2 separate regions of the Homo sapiens genome follow, and region 2 is linked to region 1. A link is a loop called in an ENCODE intact Hi-C map of the cell type or tissue named here. Cell type or tissue: ascending aorta. All regions are shown on one strand. Links, peaks and the distances in the headings refer to the core of each region. The heading gives the core; the rest is flanking DNA.

Region 1 (5,379 bases), core at 186-5,185:
AGAAAATGCAGCAGAGAGTGAAGCACGTCCCTTTTAACCTAAATATAGTGAACAAGGCTCTCTCCTTGGTTAATCCTCCCTCAGAGAACAGTATCCTTAGAGTCTAATATAAATAACATTTTTGTAATGTTTTAGAGTTAGCAAAGCACTTCTACATATATTTTCTTTCATTTAACCCTCAACTACAATTCTATGAGCCAGACAAGACAAATATGATTATCTCACATTACAGATGAGGAAGCTGAGGCTCACGAACTTCACTGGGAGGGAACTCAGACAGGACTAGACTTTTGCCCCTGGGACCCAAGAACTCGCCACCCCTCAGTAATGACCTACCCTGTCCTGAAAGGAACACTGGAATACTTCGAACTTCCTGAACTGTGGTCGCTGAGATAGCATCAATGCCAGATTAGTGATTTAGAAGGTGTTTGCCTTACTAGGATAATCTTTCCCTGAGCAAATCCATCTAAAAAAACTCCGACAGCCAGAAGTTTGCTCAGCCTTGCAAGGCAGTGGTCTATTATGTCTAGAAACATCTCTCGCTCAGCCTTGCAAGGCAGTGGTCAGTTATGTCAAGAAACACATCCCTTATTTGTTCACGAAAGTCCTGCAAATATTTTGGCAAATAAATTCAGAAAGCCGGAAACGCTAATTATTAGGCAGAGACAAACCCACAGTAATAACATAAACAACAAAGTGCCTTTTCAGCACTGCTATTCAGTGTGCCTTCCTGTTGCCAGTGCCACGAAAAACACGATGGGAATGGCCTGGAGGAGATGGAAGAGGAAATGACTCCTTTAAAGACCACGTCCTGTGGGCAGAGTGCTGCCTTACAATTTGCTACAGCAGATATCAAAAAGGAAGGGTGGGTAGTATAATTTACAGGGAGAGAAAAGTGGTTAAAAAAATAGAGCTCCTTAAGAATACTGTTAAGGTGGGGCACATACAATTAGTTTTTTAATAGATGAACTTTATTTTTTACCTTGGGAATGAAAAGTGGGGAGGTAAAATAAGGATTTGGTCAACTGGCTACAAATATCTATGAACTAGTCCACTGTCAAGGCAAACGTCTATGCAGGGCCTCCCTATGTGGTTGTGCATTTTGGGCCTTGTGCAAAGGGACATGTGGTGGAGATCAACCTGGGGCCTGGAACCAGTCAGCATTCTGCTCACCAAGCTGTGTGCCTTGGTTAGTCACTAAGAAGCACCTTTGTGTAATCTGCCTGCCCATGGGGCCTAGAGATGCCTTTTCCATTTGCACAAAGGCACTCTATGGTAGCAGCAGACCTGCACTTAAGTATCTGTCCATTTCAGTTTCTCTCCCTTCAAGGCAATGTCATTTTAGATGTTAGGTGATGTAGTCGTGTTGGATGCTCTGGATTTCAGCCAGCTAGGTAGGACCTCAGACAAATCACATAAGTGGTTTTCTGCTTCACTGTCTCTATCACGATCAATGAGAACAGTCCCACCTACCCCTGTCTCCTTGGGGCCACTGTGAAGCCACTGCCAAGAGTCTAAAAATCACAGTTCTTTCTCTGATGTGTCCAGTAACATCTTCTACAGAGCTTTCACATCTATTAACACCAAATTCTTCCCCCTCAGTAAAGTTGAAAGTAAAGAACAAAGATTTTAAGTTCAGTGACAAGCTAAGTGACAAAGGGGACTCATAAGCCCACTTGAATAGGGCAATTTCCACTTCACAAGCAAAGCACATACTTTCACATGTCGGAATTCAAACCACTCTCACAGATCTTCAAGCTATTTCACTAGAGTCTTAGGGTGCAACTCTCTTAACAAGCAACCCCATTGCTGGCATCTCTGAGGCAGCAATTCAAACCCCAAATTGGCCTGTTTTCCCTGACAGACTGCTGGGATACAGATTCCTGGCCAACAGCAGAAAAGCTGGCAGCTCACTGCCTCTTCCAGAGTTGGCTTGGCCAGGGCAATGCCAGAACAATTGGTCTCATTGCCTTCTGAGATGACAATTAATTAGTGTGGTGGGAATAAGGAGTGGTCTATCCAGGGAGCTGAGCCTTTGCCCTTCTGAGGGCTGTGGTATTGGCCTCTCATCAGAGCCAACGTCCGCATCATAAGTCTCACTGTGCATGGCTTCTGGCTTCCCTAAGGCAGTCTGGAGGGAGACAGGGATGGAAGACCTTCCAAGAAGTTCTTTGTTGGGGAAAAAGGAAAAGGAAAGAACACAAGCAACACTAAAAATACAATTCAGAATCAGAGATAAATACCCGACAGCAAAATGCAATACTAAGTTAGAGAAGACACCGTTCTAGACATAATAAAGGAAAAAAGGACAAATGTTTCATTGAGAAGTGTCTCAGAGTGTAGCAAGAAGAAAAATGTGTGGTGACAGAAATCTAGCCCCACTGAGGAAAATTCGAGCTCAGTGACAACATCCTCAGCATGCTTTATTAGGCACTAGCACCAAGTGCATTGCTCAACATGCTGTGAATGAGAACACATGAGTCACAGGACAGCACCCCCTGCTCCAGCCGACAGCAAAGGACGTCGATTATTTAACCGTGGAAGAGGATAACTGATGACTCCCAAAGGTTTTCCAGAAAGCAACATAACATCTCACTGCAGGGATGGGGGAATTAAAACATGACTCTCAAGCATCCTAAAACTATCTAAAAAATAGAAATAATAAGAGTTTTTTTTTATTTTACCAGAGATTTTATAGACCTGATAGTGCACTACTTCTCAGCCACAGACAATATCGAGACAAAGCCTTGATACTGGAGTGGGGTCAGGAGTTCAATGTGGAGCCATGTGGGGTCTACAACTAGAATGATGATTTAAACCTGACCCCATGGGTACCTTACCGGCCAGTGCTTTCTGAATCCTCTCCCAGCTAAACTGAAGGAAAATGGTCATCTGGTCATCCGTACTGGCTTTTCAACCTGCTTCCTACCCTGCTTCCCCCATCCTGTTGTAATCTGTTTTCCACCTCCACCACAGTTCCACAAAGCAAGAGCTGGCAGGAGATGATCGAATCCAAGGGGCCCCTTTCAGCTCTTCTCTTACTTGCCTTCTCTGATGCCCAGGCTGGAGAGCAGTGGCACAATCATGGCTCACTGCAACCTCAACCTCCTAGGCTCAAGCGATCCTCTCACCTCAGCCTCCTGAGTGGCTGGGGACTACAGGTGCGCCACCATGCCTGGCTAATTTTTAAATTTTCTGTAGAGATGGAGTCTCATCATGTTGCCCAGGTTGGTCTCAAACTCCTGGCCTCCCAAAGTGCTGGGATTACAGGCATGAGTCACCTTGCCCAGCCCTTGACAGTATTTGATAATGCTGTACTGACCACTCTGTCTAAAACTACGTTCTTCTGTGATTTTCTGATACTACTTTCTCCTCATTCTATGACACCAGTGGCACCTTACCTATTCAGCCAGGCTTTCACCTAAGCTCTAGGCCAGTACTTCCAAATGTCGGCTACACACTTCACCTGATGGCCGCAGGCCCCTTCAATCGCAGCATGTCCCAACACATCTCAACATGCCCCGCATGCCCCTATCTGCTTCCACTACCCCTCAGAAGCTGGTTTTCTTCTCATTTATCTGTCAGAGTCAATAATGCCCTCACTCACCAAGTCAGCTCTGCCAGAAATCCTGGACAACCCTGGCTCCTCCTGGTCTCCTGCATCCACCACTTCCAGTTTACTCACTCAGTGTTCTTCAGTCTCCTCCATCTCTCTCTCTCACTGTGTCCCTCCTCTACACCTCCACCTCTACTGCCCTGGGTCTGGGCCTCATTCTCTCCTGCTCGGGCCACAGCAACAGTGTCTATGCTCATCTTCTGCATCCACGAAGATCTTTTTCCAGTCCGTTCTCCACAGTGTGATGGAATGATTTCTCGGGAACGTAAACCTAATCACATCACTCACCTGCTTAAAGCCTTTCCACAGCTCCACACGATTTACAGGACAAAGCATTTCTGATTTGAACCCTCTAGAACTTCCTAGCCTCCTCACCTCCCACTCTGTGCCTTTAATCTTAGCAGTCACTCAGACCTCCTTTCAGTTCCCCAGACCTGGCAAACCCATCCAGATGTCCACACTTTCTCTCTTTGAGGTTCTCTTTGCCTTACATGTCTTTTGTCCACCTGTAAAAACTGCTGGTGTCCTTCATGACCGACTCAAATGCCTCCTTTTCTCTGCAGGCTCTCGTGACCCTCGCCTGCCTCTTCCCAGGCACCATCACTCCTGCCTGCTCACCACCATGGCACATCCCCACCCCCACATCTGTCTCACACAGGGTCTTAGAGCTCCTGGGGAACAAGGACCACCATTGCTCTTTTCTCCTCTTCCCAGCTCTTACTAAAGTGCTTGGTACCTCATAAAGGATCAATAAATGTTTACTGGAAAAAAAAGATGTCACCCATCCCCAGATCTTCACAGGTGTGTCTAATTTCATATCCTCTCTTTCCATACAAACCTGTGTTTATGAATTGACACTTAACATACTTGTTTTACTCAACAAGGTCATTTCTTCCACTGAAGATGGAGAAAGTAAATCCAACATAATTGTCTAGCTTACACAAAATCGGAAAGAAAAAGACTGAGACACCCAAGGTTTCAGATGAAAACCCCATTTTTTCCCCTCAGTGATCAATAAAAAGTTTTTGTGATAAACCTCCCCCAAAACAGGATGCCTATTGTGTAGGACATGCCTCCTTCCCCCACCATGGAATTTAAAATGTTCAGTGATAAGGTTTCTGATATGTGTCATTATCTGCATATTCTGAGTATTTCTGCATGAAGAGCCAAAATCTGTGGCTCCTGAGAAAGTAGAGCTGGACGTATGCTCTGATGTCATTCTTGTCTTCACAGAGGGCACTGAAAAGAACCCAATCACTGGGACAGGTAAGTGACATCAAGTGAGTCTTAACCATTCTAAATGTTTTGCTTTTGTTTCTATCTCCAAGCCTTTATTACGTATCTCTGCTCTAGTAACTGTGTCCTGCCTCCCCACTCCTGATCCCTCCTGTCAGTTTCCCACTAGCTAACCCGTCTTCCAGTAGGGTCCTATCCTGGGGGTTATTACAAATGCTGGTAGCAGCATGTCATGGAAAGTTTGCTCTGTTTACTTTAATTGTTGTTGCTTTACTTCTGCCTGCTGCAAAGACCCCTTTTCTTTACAGTCCATCGTTTCCAACCCATGCAATGCACAACCTAATACCAACTGAGCTGGCACCACTCCTTTGATGTATTTTTTCAGAGGAAGGTTATTTTTGCTGGCTTGAAAGGTTTTCTTTTCTAGCTTTAGGTAAAAATCAGCAAAGATTCCAGTTCTTATCAATTGAGTGCTTAAGTAAACAGAGCAGGTGCCAAAGTCAATAGGATATGGAAAACAAGATTCT
Region 2 (5,379 bases), core at 271-5,270, 95 kb after region 1:
AAAATGTGCACTTACATACAACATACATACACACACACACACACACACACACACACACACACACACACAGAGTATTATATAGAAAGAGGTAGGGTAGAAAAATCTATAATAAAGTGTTGAAAGTGATTATCTCTGGGTGGTAGGATGAGTAACTTCTCTTTTTCCTATTGCTAACTTGTATTTTCCCAATTTAACAAATTAAAATGGTATATTTTGTAAAAATAAAACAGTTGTTAAGAAACTGGGAGAAAAAAAAGGTCTATCCCCTTACAAGGACTTTACTTCAAAGATGTAACAGAACTGGTAACAGAGTTAAAAGATCATGTTCTTTAAGTCAGAAGATGTGGAAGGTGAGGTAGTTTGGGGCTGTACTTGGAATTCCTCTAAGACCAGCCTTGTGAAGATAAAACTGAGATAAAATATACAAGAAAATGTCAGAGAGTGGTCAAGTATTATATGAAGGAATTTGAATATTATATAATGGAATGATTTTACTAGTGAGCCATTAGCAGAACATGTTTTGGGTTGAGTTGTTTTTCTTAATTCTGCAGTGATCCATCACTCTGCTTTGTGAGTACTGTGATATACTTGCAAAATGGTTGGCTGGACAGAGCAGAAACAGAACTGGCATGCTGGATGAAAACCACAGCCTTTACATTAGTAACCCTTGTCCTAATCAATGGAAACAAAAAATAATAAGGCATTCCCAATAGATTTCCTGGGAAACTCACCAAAAAGTAGAAAATCAATCAACACCCCACCACATATATTCCTCATAGTCCTTGACCTCAGGACCCTAAACACAGTAGAGGATCAAAGAAAAAAGGGTAATGCATAATTATCTCAACTGCACCCCTTCAAATATCCACATGTAGAAAACTTTTAAAAATAAAGACACTTGAAATCTACCAGAATATGATCAATAGCTGTGTCTGGCTTGTAAAAATACAGGTTATATTATCTTTTTGTCTGTATTTTACAAATTTCTAACAAGCATTTACAAATTAAATTTTAAGCAATCTTTGCAATCCTTGCAAATCTGCTGCACTTGGATCCAATAATTAACCAACTGGTTATTTGACTGTAAATGAGTGAATTTACCTTTCTGGTTTTCATTTATCATTAAATGGGCTGGGAATGATGACTTCTTAATGGATAGAAACAAAATCCATGAAAAAAGAGTACTATTTTTAGAAGTTCCACTAGTCCCAGTTAGCACATAAGACTAATAACCTCACAAGGCAGATGTTGGGCATTGCAGAACCCATTTCTGACCTCAAAAGCTCTCAGGTCAACATAGATTTGAAGATTATTCTAACCCAGGGAACCAAGGAAAGGGCTCCCCTCAGGGGTTTTGGTTCCTGAGTCAAATTTGAGCCTCAAGATCATTTTAAAGCCAAGCTACAAACCACAAAAGAAACTTAAGAGATATTAACTACAGTATATACTGACACATGTTCGACGTGTCTTGAGAAAAGGAAAAATATGTTGTAACAGATTTGCAAATGTAACATGACACGGGCAAGAACACTGGGAATGTTAGTCCCTTTTCTGCGATTAAAATGTTTGACTTTCAGTAGTCACAGGAATAATATGGGTCACAATTCTCCCATATTTACAAGAGTCAGACTGGATAAACTCAAAAGTGTCTTCTCTTTCTATAATGATATAAATCTCTAGTATGCACATTCATGTGAGACCACTCTTAATTAAAGCTTGATTTCCTCTACTACACAAATTGGAAAAAAAAATAAAGTACCTTTATCCTGGAAGTAACTAACTTTTTTTTTTTTTTTTTTTTTGAGACGACGTCTTGCTCTGTTGCCCAGGCTGGAGTGCAGTGGCGTGATCTTGGCTCACTGCAACCTCTGCCTCCTGGGTTCAAGCAATTCTCCTGCCTCAGCCTCCCAAGAGTAGCTGGGATTTACAGGTACACAACACCACGCCTGGCTAATTGTTGTATTTTTAGTAGAGATGTGGTTTTGCCATGATGGCCAGGCTGGTCTCCAACTCCCTACCTCAGGTGATCCACCCACCTCAGCCTCCCAAGGTGCTGGGATTACAGGCGTGAGACACAGTGCCTAGCCAGTGACTTCTTATTTTAAAATTGTCCCATGTGGTGTTAGGCAACTACCAGAATACTGCTTTAGAAGAACATTCAATAGTGAGAAAATATGTTCCTCATATATTAGAAGAGAAAACAGGCAGGCAGTATGAACGAATGATACCTGTTCAAAATCTACTGATTCATTCAGAATACATACATAATATTAACAATAGGATATCTGGCTAATGGCAATACTAGTACTTTTTTTCTTAATCTTTTCAGTATTTCAAAAATCTGGTACATTTGAAAATAAATTACTTTCATAATCAAAAACTATAATAAAAGCATTTTAGAATTATTCCAGTGGGGCTCACAAATCTTCCGCCATACCAGATCACCTGGCTCCATCAAACAACCAATAGAGGCTGTTTTATGAAGCTGTGTATACAAGATGCAGGTTGTCACTTAAACCATTCATTTAAAACACTCAATCATCCTTGCACCATCAAGCCGCCTCACCCCATATATCCTCTTTAGACCAGAAACCAAACCATTCCTATTCCCTCCTCCACCAAACTTACCATTCAGCAACCTCTGAGGCCCCTCTGGTCAGGCCCAGTAGAAAATATGTTTGGGAGTAGGTGGAAGTTCATGGGACCCCTCACATAACTCTGTGAACCACCATTTCTTCCACTGAGGCATTGCTCCAACCTCTGCCACTCATTGTAACGCAAGAGAAATCTGGTCTGCCACTTTGACACTAACTTAGCTTGCCCAGTGTGAAATTAACTGTGTAAAGTACAGTAAAATATTCAGTGAACACAAGATGACACACTGCCTCTTTAAAGCAGCTGTGATTCCATAATTACCTGTTTGTGATTGGAGTGACAAGAAGATCTGAATAATTCAGGTATTCAGAGTCTAAATACTTTACGAAACAGCTAGTTCTGGAAGGATATAAATCCAAAGAGAGCAAAGGAAACAAGGGAGAGCCACTCTGCTCATGTGGGCTGTCCCATCCAAGAACACCAGGGGTCTCAACCCACCGCAGAGAATTCAGCAAGGCGGCTGGGGAAGCACAAAGGTCTGTCAGCTTTCCAGTTCCTTCTGAGTCTGTCTTCACAGTGCAACTTCCTTATTTGTTTGAAGTATTGTAAATTCCGAGAATATCAGGCACACCCATACTCAAATGTAAGTAGAAAAACACATCGCAAAGCCAAATACAAATTGGTTCTTGGGCTATTAACTGGGGATCATCCATCAGATAAGGCTGATTTTCTTCTTTTAAGTGTTTAATGTGGCACCTTCACAAAAGAGGTAAATCTATTTGCCAGCTTTGAAAATGTAGCACTTGAAACAGATATGAAGTAGCTATAAAGTTGCTTTACTCAAAAAGTAAGAAAATAAGTAGTTTAAAAAAAAAGAGAGAGAGAGATTTCTTAAATTCCACACTGCTTTGTTACCACTAAACTAAATGTACTGCCTCAGGTTGTGTCTGTCTGGGTTATGATTACATGCAAAACCTAGGTCAAAACGGCCCTCCATTATTTTATGCATGTGGCTTTTCAATAAAGTGTTTATTAGGAAAACAGAAAAAGCCTTCTTATTTTGGAAAATGCCTTAAAATGCTTAATTACCTAGGTTAGAGGTAAGCTACATACTCACGGATGAAAAATATATCCTCTTAGGGAAAAAAACCCGGTTGCCCTAATTATACATGGATGATCTAATTAAACTGTCATTCACAATTCATTAAAGCTATTAATAAATCATAAATGGGCAAAAGGGATAATATAGTTAAATTTATAGGAGCATTAAGACCTATTAAAGGCAGCCAAGTACTAGTGGTGAAGTTCCCTAAGAACATGAACTTTACACCTCATCCAAGGGACCCTTAGAGGCCGCATCTAAAGGCTCTAGACTGCCTCCTCGTTTATAAATGAGGAAACTGAGGTCTACTGAAGTTATGCGAATCACCCAAGTTTACATCCTCTAACTTTCCCACTACTTATAAGGTTGCCACACTTCCTGAATTGCAGGCATTTCTTCAGTCCTAAACAGAAAATGCTAGCATGCCTTGCTACTTTAAGTGGAGGACGAGAGCTTGATAATCATTCCTGGAATAGTTCACAGAACAAAATATTAGATGGGAAGTTAACTGACGCAGAGGAGAGAGGACCAAATGGTGAAGTGGTAACATCACTATCTACAGAACAACCACCATGCTGCTAGTGGATACTGCAAGAAGAGAGAAGCAACAGGAACTAAAGAAAAACAGAAACATTTTGTGAAGTCTGATGTGTCCAGAAAAAGGGTTCCTAGGAATTTCTTGGTGAGTAAAATATCCTTATTAGTAATCTACCTGTTGACAAAAGAAATTTTTGCTTAAACTAAGAGAATCACACTGCCAACCAAAACAGCAGAGTAACCACTATGTCAATAAAGGATTGAGAATAAGCAGAACATTTTCCAGCTCTATAAATACTATGTTTTCTTCCTCTTAAGATTCCACATTTCCAAAAACCCCAAAAACACCCAGGCAAAGGAAACTCCATCAAAAGCACATTACGTCTTAGCACTAGTCAGTCAGTGCCTGCACCCCACAAACCAACGTGCAAAACCTGGGCGTATGACCCAGCAGTCGTGCTCCACCACTGACTGCTGGAAAAACCAGTCTCTTCAAATAGGCAATGCAGAATAAGACAAAAATAAAATAAAATAAAATGAAACCTTCTCTGTATTGTTGTTAACTGCAGTCTTTATTTTACACAATAACAGTGTATTTCTGATGCCTTAAAGCAGTTGCTATACGGATCAACAGTAACACATGGGTTAAAGCCCAGGGTATCAGATTCAGGTACTACCACTAGCTAGGTAGCTTTGAGCAAGTTGAGGGACCTGTCACTTTCTTCATCTGCAAAATGAGGATAATGATGCCTAGCTCACAGGGTTTGTTTGCAAAAAATACAGGTAGAGCCCTTAGCAATACAGGTAGAGCCTGACTGCCACAAAATAAATTCTGTAACTTAATATTATGGCAAATAAAGCCATTCACAATAAAGCCTCATTTGCCCTCTCCGGGCTACGCCCAACTTCTCCCGAGTAACAAGCTATGTTCTTTCAGACCTTCAGGCTTTTTACTTCCCTTTCCCCAAATATCCTTCTCTGCTGGGCAAAACCTCCCCCATTCTTGTCCTTTAAGTTGGCCAACTCCCCAGAGGCCAGCTGGCTGCTCCTTCTATGTCTATTATGTGATTACATTTGGATTATAATTACTTATGTAACAAGAAAGACATTTATTTACTGGAATGAGGGGGAAGGGTGAGGACCAG

What was found. Peaks named below come from ENCODE experiments on the same cell type or tissue, not always from the same donor. Only the 100,000 strongest peaks of a DNase experiment are listed, where the experiment ranks them.
Region 2: a loop joins it to region 1, with 2.1 times the contacts of the local background. A loop is called at or near these places in 5 of 110 quality-filtered maps.

The regions. Positions count from the first base shown.
Region 1 is chr9:77,846,650-77,852,028 of GRCh38, forward strand. The region is part of intron 2 of GNAQ (G protein subunit alpha q); the gene reads right to left. Among named protein-coding and RNA genes, the nearest start is that of GNAQ, 180 kb to the right of the region's middle. In ascending aorta, for the core only: no CTCF peak of the experiment used is centred there; DNase peaks (open chromatin) are centred at 754 and 2,472; H3K27ac peaks cover 4,751 bases.
Region 2 is chr9:77,941,880-77,947,258 of GRCh38, forward strand. All of the region lies in intron 1 of GNAQ (G protein subunit alpha q), which reads right to left. Among named protein-coding and RNA genes, the nearest start is that of GNAQ, 87 kb to the right of the region's middle. In ascending aorta, for the core only: no CTCF peak of the experiment used is centred there; a DNase peak (open chromatin) is centred at 3,114; H3K4me3 peaks cover 1,709 bases; H3K27ac peaks cover 4,291 bases.